Regions from separate parts of the Homo sapiens genome. Here region 1 is linked to region 2. Evidence: chromatin loops called from intact Hi-C (ENCODE). Cell type or tissue: MCF 10A. All regions are shown on one strand. Region 1 overlaps SMOC1 (SPARC related modular calcium binding 1). Region 2 overlaps SMOC1 (SPARC related modular calcium binding 1).

What was found. Peaks named below come from ENCODE experiments on the same cell type or tissue, not always from the same donor. Only the 100,000 strongest peaks of a DNase experiment are listed, where the experiment ranks them.
Region 1: it touches region 2 in a loop (6-fold over the local background); 3 of 110 quality-filtered maps call a loop at or near these places.

Annotation. Positions count from the first base shown.
Region 1 is chr14:69,884,257-69,889,256 of GRCh38, reverse strand. The region is part of intron 1 of SMOC1 (SPARC related modular calcium binding 1); the gene reads right to left. It also overlaps the pseudogene RPL7AP6. Among named protein-coding and RNA genes, the nearest start is that of SMOC1, 7.3 kb to the right of the region's middle. In MCF 10A, no CTCF peak of the experiment used is centred here; DNase peaks (open chromatin) are centred at 1,456 and 2,186.
Region 2 is chr14:69,997,438-70,002,437 of GRCh38, reverse strand. All of the region lies in intron 7 of SMOC1 (SPARC related modular calcium binding 1), which reads right to left. Among named protein-coding and RNA genes, the nearest start is that of SNORD169, 22 kb to the right of the region's middle. In MCF 10A, no CTCF peak of the experiment used is centred here; DNase peaks (open chromatin) are centred at 2,997 and 4,377.

The sequences.
Region 1 (5,000 bases), 110 kb after region 2:
CAGGAAGTACAGTGGTTCAGCCCTGCTGAGGTCTAGGGCACATGGGGGTATCCAGCAGAAGGTAAGGTTGGACACACTGGTCAGAGTCCAGCACTGTCCAATATGATAGCCACCAACCACATGTGGCTATTAACATTCATATTTACATTAATTTAATTTAATTTAAAATTCAGGTCCTCAGTGTACTAACCACATTTCAAATATTCAATAGCCACATGTGGCTAATATTGGACAGTGCAGTTATAAAACATGTCCATCCTTGTGGAAAGTTCTGTGGATGAAGAGAAGTCACTGGCATCATCGTTTTTAAGCAGGTCACTGGCACTTTGGAAGGAGGAAGTGAAGGAGTAATACACGTCCTTTTATAACACTCCCTATCTCACTCTTTTATTTGTTATCTACAATGTGTCCTCTCCCCAGGGGTTTGGCAGAAGTTTCAAGAATAAATGCATAATGAACATCCATAAAAATTATTTAAAACTCCCAGCACTGCCTTAGAATGCATATCTAGTTCTAAAAATAAACCACTCTGGGAAGCAGGTCCAATTTTTCTCCACTGTCAATACTTTAAAAGAAAAAAAAAAGGCTTTCAGCCCTTATCTTATAGAATCCAATCAACACCGTAGTGTAAAATAGATTTTAAGGAGGCGAGGCGTAGTTGTTCAAACCTCTAGATAATTTGTCAGGTTTCAAAACACATTATGCCTGACCTCATGGAACTTTGCTCAGTCCCAGTGCTCCCTGGTGGTGGGAAAGGCTCTACTGAGATGAGAGCTACCTTTCCTGTCTTAGAGAGGCTGCCCCATTCTGACTCAAAAAAAGGATGCTGAAATCAACCAAGGTGACGTCCAGGAAGTATGCAGAGCTCCATACCTAACAAGCTTAGATGTGGCCAAAGGTAAGATTATTTTGTGATCTAGCAACTGAATTCCGAATGATGTTGGATGCAAAAGAAAACCCTATAGTCACCTATGTTGCTTTGGGGTCTTCATGGGGACAGTTGGAAGTGATTCATGGCAATCCAATCTCTGAACCTCTCAGTGACTCATGACCCATGCAGAGCACATACTGTACAAATCTAACCCTGTTTGGCGGCCTCACAAGCAGCTCCGATTTATTTCTCATCCGCAACTCAACCTTTGTCCTCCCCAAACATGGAAGGAGGGGGCCCTCCACACTGACATCCTCTACCACTAGCAGCAATACCAGGACTTGGCTGCCTAAACAATAAATCTCTATGTGGCCCAGAGAGAAAGGGTGCCCTGTACCTGCTAAGCAGGACCATGCATCCCACCCCCAGCTCCTGCAAAAGGCGGTGAGGGGAGGTTGGAATAAAGACAGGCATCAAACTAGAAACAGGCCTTCCCCTAGTCCAGACACTACCTCCACCCACAGGCCCCACTGGCAAATAAAGTTTCTGACCCATGCATCAGCTCATGAACACTTCCACTCTGCAGGGTGAATCACCCTGAGCAAGGAAAAGGGAAGACTGCCCACTGCCAGCTTAGCTTTACAAATGAGCCCTTAGGCCACCTGATGCAGACGTTTATGCCAGGGCCTGGGTCTGCTCTGGGTCTAGAAGCCAAAATCACTCCCCAGTGGGGTTATTTTAGATAGAGCCACATGCACATCTTGAAAGGTGGGGAGGAAGCAGAAGGTGGCAAGAAAGGAGTCCCTTACTCTGGGACTTTTTGTTTGACCTCACATGCAAAGAATTGAATTAATTTTAATCTTTGGCTCATGATACACTCAGCATTGGTTTATGCAGGGCTCACTTTTTTATCAGCTATTAGATCTTGAATAATGGACAAATGCCTTTAGCCCATCCTCCCTCTCCCCCAAAAAGGTAGAGTATCAACACCAACCCACACCAACCATATGGTTTTACCCATCCTATCCCCCTGCCTCACCCTAACTTCACCCTGAATCTGTATCCATCATTACTTTACTATGCTTTTCATAGCATTTTGTTGTAGCTGTATGTAGTCCTAAAAACTTTTTTTTAATTTTAGTTATTTATAAGTTACTGTATCTTTTGGTAATTTTCTTTCACTTAATATCATATTGCCAAGATTTATCCATATTTTTGCATGTCACTGTTGTTCACTTGTTTTGGCTGAGTATAATTTTACACTGTGAATTCATCACAGTTTACTCATCTGCCCTCCCACTGATGAGCATCTGGGCTCTTTCCAGGCATGTGATATTATAAACATAGTTGCACAGGACATGAGTTTCTCCTGGGCACATAGAGCCGGAGTGGAATTGCTGGGCCATAAGAAATGTGAATACTCAACTTCAGAAGATAATTAGATCATATCAATTCTTTTCTATTTTGATTGCATTTCCTAGAGATTCTAAGATGATTGTTTCCTCTTCCTGTCCTTTTGTTTCTATAAATTTCACATGTCAGCTCTACCAAAATGTTTAAATCTGGTCCTTGGCCTAACACTTCAGTAGCACTTCAGCTAAATCCCCCCATATGGAAAAGAAGGATTCTTGTCAGGGGCACAGATAATAGGAAAAGCATCTAAGCAGACACAAGGACCCACCCTGGACCAGATGCTGGGATGGGCTAGTCAAATGGAAGGAAACAGTTTAGAAGCTGTTTCACTCTTGGCAAATGCAAGATACAAAAAAGGACTGGGGAGGAGCTATAAAGCCAGTTTCCCTATTCAAATTCGCATGTTGAGTCTCTCTTCCCCCAGCCTTCCTGTAACTACCAAACACACTTATTTTTAAACAAAGAACAAAAACTCAAAAATGGAAAAGCCAGTTTGTAAGTAACCAATTTCAGATTTAAACAACAGCAGGGGTTCAGGTTGGACATCATTATGCAGTCCACTTCATTTCAATATATATTTACAGAATGCTTTACAATGTGACAAGCACCCTGATGAATGAGGTCTCTATTCTGTCCTCAAGGGGCTTGCAGATTTGTTCATTTAACAAAACAGATCATGCATGAAATGCTAAAGGGCCAACTTGGTGCAAAGAAGAGGAAGATGCTGGCCTGATATTAAGATGCTCACTGCAGGAGGATTAATACAAGTTAGAATACAAGTGGACCAGATATAGAAGTTGTTCAAAGGAGCTCTCTCCTCCCGCTGCCCAAGATGCCGAAAGGAAAGAAGGCCAAGGGAAAGAAGGTGGCTCCGGCCCCAGCTGTCGTGAAGAAGCAGGAGGCTAAGAAAGTGGTGAATCCCCTGTTTGAGAAAAGGCCTAAGAATTTTGGCATTGGACAGGACATCCAGCCCAAAAGAGACCTCACCCGCTTTGTGAAATGGCCCCGCTATATCAGGTTGCAGCGGCAGAGAGCCATCCTCTATAAGCGGCTGAAAGTGCCTCCTGCGATTAACCAGTTCACCCAGGCCCTGGACCGCCAAACAGCTACTCAGCTGCTTAAGCTGGCCCACAAGTACAGGCCAGAGACAAAGCAAGAGAAGAAGCAGAGACTGTTGGCCCGGGCCGAGAAGAAAGCTGCTGGCAAAGGGGACGTCCCGAAGAAGAGACCACCTGTCCTTCGAGCAGGAGTTAACACTGTCACCACCTTGGTGGAGAACAAGAAAGCTCAGCTGGTGGTGATTTCACACGACATGGATCCCATCGAGCTGGTTGTCTTCTTGCCTGCCCTATGTCGTAAAATGGGGGTCCCTTACTGCATTATCAAGGGGAAGGCAAGACTGGGACGTCTAGTCCACAGGAAGACCTGCACCACTGTCGCCTTCACACAGGTGAACTCAGAAGACAAAGGCGCTTTGGCTAAGCTGGTGGAAGCTATCAGGACCAATTACAATGACAGATACGATGAGATCCGCCGTCACTGGGGTGGCAATGTCCTGGGTCCTAAGTCTGTGGCTCGTATCGCCAAGCGCAAAAAGGCAAAGGCTAAAGAACTTGCCACTAAACTGGGTTAAATGTACACTGTTGAGTTTTCTGTACATAAAAATAATTAAAATAATACAAATTTTCCTTAAAAAAAAAAAAAAAGAAGTTGTTCGAAGGAGAGAGTAATCGTTCCTAAGCAAAAAGAATGCTCTGTAGAAAAGTTCCTAGAGAGTAATGTTGGAACTGGGTTTTGAAGGATGAATCAAGTGATCAAGAGGTGAGAGAAGAAATAACAAATATCTAAAACATTTAAGAAATAAGTTTCAGGTTGAAGAATACACAAATGAATGGAAAGAGATGTCACGTTCATGAATTGGAAGAGCAAATGTTGTGAAAATGTCTATACTTCCCAAAGCAATCTACAGATTCAGTGCAATCCCTATAAAAATACTAAGATGTTCTTCATAGAAATAGAAAAAAAAACCCTAAAATTTTTGTAGAACCACAAAAGACCCTGAATAGCCAAAGCAAAGTAAAAAGTAACAAGAACAAAGCCAGAGGCATCACACTATATGACTTCAAAATAAACTACAAAGCTATAGAACCAAGACAGCATGGTAATGGCATAAAAACAGACACATAGACCAATGGAACAGAAGACAGAGCCCAAAAATAAATCCACGCATTTACAGACAACTGATTTCAACAAAGGTACCAAGAACACACAATGGGGAAAGGAAAATCTTCAATAAATGGTGTTAGGAAAACTGGATATCCACATGCAGAAGAATGAAATTAGACCCTCATCTCTCACCATATACAAAAATTGACTCAAATGAATTAAAGACTTAAATGTAAGATCCAAAACTATGACACTATTAAAAGAAAACATAGGGGGAAAGCTCCATGACTTTGGTTTGGGGACCTCAAAAGCACAAGCAACAAAAGCAAAAATAGACAAATGAAATTATACCAAACTAAAAAGCTTCTACACACCAAGGAAAACAATTAACCAAGTAAAGAGATAACCTAGAGAATGGGAGAACATATTCACAAACTGTATATCTGATAAGGAGTTAATATGCAAAGTACACAGAGAACTCAAATCACTTAATAGCAAAAAAAACAAAAAACAATGCAATGAAAAAATGGGCAAAAGATCTGAATAGGTA
Region 2 (5,000 bases):
GCAAACATCGCTGGCAAACAGAACAAAGTCAGCCACCGAAATTGTGCTCAGGTTTGTATCAGGTAGAGGGAGGGTATGGGGAGAATAGAAACAGAATTTGCACGAATTAAAGTCACACTTCTGTTGGCATGGGTTTTTCCATCCCCTTTAAGCTAAAAAGCCCTTTCCCCCACAGAATAGGCAGCAAAAGAAAGCAAAAATCTAACATCATCCCTCAATTGTAACCTACAAAGGGACCCGGGAGGACCCCCTGGAGGGAGCACCTTTCTAATTAACTCACTGGCCAAGAGAAGAACTGTCTCCAGCTCCAGCCCAGATGGAGATGTGAGGATGGTCTAAAAGCTCAACTGCCAGAGAGAACTCAGGGCGGTCAGAGGGAACTAGAGGTAGGGGATGAGGGAATACTAGGGCTTCCTTGGCAAGGCTAAAAGCAGTAGTAAGTGCCTATCACTCCTCCTGCATACTCCTATCGAAGGGTCTGGCATGTTAGGAGGTTCTGAAGTCAGCAACAGTTGGAATAGAGGCAATATAGGCAGTCAAGAGCATGGGCTTTGTGGTCAATGATTCAGGCTCTACCCCTTGTTTTCTCTGTGACCTTGGCCAGTTCAGGTTCCTTACGTGTAAAAGTAAGGTAACTCTTGCACATGCCTCACAGGGTCATTGTGAAGATTAAATGCAATCGTGTGTGAAAAACATTAAACCTGGTGGCACAGTAAGTTGCTAAATGGTAGCTACTATTCCTATTAGCTTGTCTAAGGTAGCATTGTGGAGCAAACATGGTCTTCCTGCCCTATCCCTGTGAATGACCCGTCTCCTCAACAGGACTCCAGTAGCTGACCAAGGGCAGGGGAATGGAGCAGTATGCTCCAGAGGCAGGCAATAAAGGGGTATTAGGTCTGTAGGTAAACTAAAAAAAATATGCACATATAGCTAAGAGTCTATCTGCTTTTTATAATCACTATGCCAGCAATTCAAAACAATGTCAGTGATAAAATACTCCTCCCCACTGGTATGGACCACACCATCACCCCCCATCCCTTTGGTGCACCACTGCCCAGTGGTCAGCTCCTGCCTTAAATGTTCCTTGTATTTCATCCTTTGACCCCTCAGTGGCAAACAGAGGCCTTAGCACATGATAGTTCTTGATGGATCTATGACCTTGGACAAGGCCCTTAGCAAGTCTGGGCTCCTGTTTTCTCATTTAAAACTAAGCGGCAATGCTAGATGACTCTCAGGCCCTTCTCACTCTAACGGCCCACAGTCTTACAATTAAACAAAATCAGGTGCACTTCCCAGTGACTCAGGGGCCAGATCCAAACTTAGCTTCCCAAGTCCCAGTGGAACAGAGCACCAGGAAGGGGCTGGGTTAAGGGGAAGGCTGCTCGGTGCTCTCAGGTTCTCCCTCGTACCTCATACCTCTTTCCACAGCCCTGCTATGTGGCCTGTGAGCCACACCTAACCTGCTATGTCTCGGAGATCCCATCTTCAGCACAAAAGTAACACCGTCCACCCCATATCCCTGACGTTGGCCGAGGCCACCTCCTCACAGGGATGTTTACAGTTGGCACTGTAAGTAGGGCATGCTGCTGGGATGAAGTGTCATGGGTGAGGAGGTGTAAGGGAAAATTACAAACCAACCAGCCTGTCTAAATAGTTTCTCTCTGTGTAACCCAAAATGGTCATGCATGGCTCACCATGGTCTGAAGTGGTGACCGCTTCCTTCCCACGCAGAGACTGAGTTCCTACAGGGCAGGGAAGAACAAGATCGAAATTCTACAGAGGATATTTCTTCCAGGATGGATTGTCCCAATATAGCATGGAGGCATTTTTCTTTTTAACTTTTCCCCCAAGGCATCACTGACTCGCACCCGCTCAAATTTTAGAAAAGTTCCCATCTCTATTGACTCATGGCATTAAGTGAGCAGATATGACCCTTCCACCAAAAAGAATATGAAATACTTCACAGTATCTTTGCAATGACAAGTACTGAGAAATAGCAAGCTGCCTTTTTTCTAGTTTTTCTCAGTAACTTCATTGGCTTTAACCTGACAGTCTCTGTACTTTCATTGGCCTTAAACTGACAGTCTCCGTACTTTTAAGAGCAAGTTCTAGCAAATAAAAATTTAGACAGAAAGGGAGGAGAAGGCACAGACAAAGGTGGAAGATGGAAAAGCTATTTAAATTTATCAAAATAAAGTATCACAACTTCACTCTTTACTCCCCAAAACATGAGTGTTGCCTGTGTGAGTGTGTTTATGAGATGTAGACCCCGTCTACTTCCAAAGCCACTTTACAAATAAACACAGAACAAGGATGCTCAGATCTAAGCAGAGACTGTAGTTGACTTCCAGAAAATTGGAATGAGCCAATGACAATACCTGGGCAAGATCTTCAATTTCAGTGTCTTAGCAGCAGAGGCCAAAAGGAAAATACCAGGGCACGTAGTTTTGCTATCTAACATTAAAAAGCAGACACACTCACCTCCAGAAACAGAAACAGAACCCTTGCTGGTGCAGCACGTCATCCCAGTGCTGTGTCCTGCAGCACATCCCTCCACCCTCCCACACCTTTGTGTTCCAAGCAGACAACATGGGGCAAAGGAGCAAGGCGACCAGGAAAGCTAATTTTAAAACAAGGTAAAAATGGACTGTGCGGCTAGGCTTCATGGGGCCTCCAAGTGTGTTTATTGCTTCTCTCCGCAAAGGGAAATTTTAAGAAAGAAAAAGGCCTTTGTTGCCATGGAGAAAGCCATAGGGATGACCACCCATCCCCCATCCCCAGCTCAATTCTACTGGCCATGATTGACCAAGGCACCTGCATCAGAGAGATGGGCAGACATCCAGAAGGCCAGTTATGGAAATAAATATCCAGGGTGTATTTTTATATAGATATTTTAAATGCACACAAGCCCAGACCCATCCTCGGCTGCTAACGTTAGTGGATTACTCATTCTTCCTCCCAATCACGTCATGTGCGAGATTCCAGGTGGCCATGGGGTATTTGCTTACGACGGCTACCGCTGGTTTCCCTGCGAGCTGTTTATTTTTCCAGGCCTCAAGTCATTACATCAGCCGGTGGTTTCTAGGCGGGCCAAGAGTGCTGGCTTGGGGGGTGGGGAATCCAGCCAGGAGGTGCAGTTGCCTCAGTGACCCCAAGTCCCAGTCATAGCAGCTATCCCAGCAGGAACTTCCTGGGTGAGGAAGAAGCAATCCAAGACGTGGCCAAATGGCCTGAAGCAGGCCTAGAAGAGCAGCACTCTGATACTGTGAACAGCTTACCTGTGACAGGTAAGGTGACATGAGAAAACACAGTCACAGTCATGCACGAGGAGGCCAGGGTGTCACTTTCATGGTAAAACTTAAAAGAAATGCATTTCCACCTTATGTCTGTGCTGATGGCTGTATCTCCAGGGAGCAGAGTCACCATGAGCTGCTCCATTCAATGATGTAGAGAAGGGAGCGCTGTGGGTCTAAGAGGCAAGGGAGGAAAGGCATGGCCCTTTCAGATTTAACTCACAGGGCCAGGGTCTAGGGCCTCCTTGAGGCCCTTGATCAGATCATGGAAGAAGTTAACTGGAAAAAAACAGGGACAAAGGAAAGAAAGAGATGACAAAACAAAGAGGGAAGTCACACCTCTCTACTCCACTTGAGGCCACAGAGTCAAGCCCCCAGGGCAGAAGGAAATGAGTGGTGGGCCTTGGGAGCATTACTTTGCTGCACAGAGAAGTGCATGAAGATATTTCCTGAGAGATTATACTTGCCCAGAAGAGAAAGGGTGGAAGTTCGTCATATAGAAACAAAGATGTAAATCAGAGCCATAGGAAAGTGCCTGCACATAGTCAAATTAGAAACATGAGAAGATGAGGTGAAGAATTAGATGAAACCTAATTCTTGTCACTTATTTCATATCTTTATCTTCTGTAACATATAGATGGTTAAAAAATATTTTAAACACTAGGTATATTAAGAAATGCCTTGGTAGCCAACCCCTGATTTAAAAAAAAAAAAAACTTAGCAAGAGTTCATATTTCCTTATAAAAGCAGAACAGAGGCTCCATCCAACACTCATCTATGGGAAGATGCTGTTCTCAAGTTCTAGCGTATTAGCTGGCCAGGTACATTGTCTTCCTGAATGCAAAAGGAATTCCTGGTGCACTGGAGATGCAATGGAGGAGAGGTTCAATGGAGGCGAGAACTGAAGAGAAGAGCAAAGAAGCAAATCTGTCAATGCTGAACCTGCCAATTACTCAAAAGGCGACACTGACTATAGTGAACACATGACAAAGCCTTAAAAACAAGGGCCAAAACTTCCAGGAGCAGAGAGGGAGACTAGGAGAGTCTGTAGGCATATGTGTCATGTTATTGCAAAACTTCAGCTGCCCAGTGGAACCTTTCCAACATCAACAATCCCCAGGCCAGAAAACAAACCTGGCGTCACAGGGTCTGAGTGTGAAAAAAGGATGTGTGGGGTGTAAAAGAAACTGGGATAGCCTTTTTGCCTCTGAGAGACAGCTGAGAAGAAGAGCTCTCACCCCGATGGGCTTCACGGAGTCCCATGGCAACCTCCCCGGGGATGCAGGCTGAAGCACACCTGAACCCAGGATCATCCATCAAACTCTAATGAAAAACTGTCTCAGGTGTTTGGCCAAAAGGCTCCAGTCCCTACCAGAGCCAAATATCCAGACATAAGTTATCATTAAGGTATATCTGACTTCTCATTAAACCAAATATGATAACATGTGACAAGTGGCTAGCAAAAGACATAAAGATATTCCACCAAGAGTCACCAGTGTTTTGTTGGGTTTAAAAAATCATTTATGGTATACCTACTATGTGCCAGGCATTACACAGATGCTCTTGAGTCCTCACAAAGAAATCCTGCAAGGCACTAAAACTTTGTTTTACATATAAGGAAATCAAGACTCAGGGAAGTTAATTAACTTTCCCAAGCTCACCAAACCTCTCAGTAGGAAGCTAGCATTGGAAACCAGGTTATAGGTT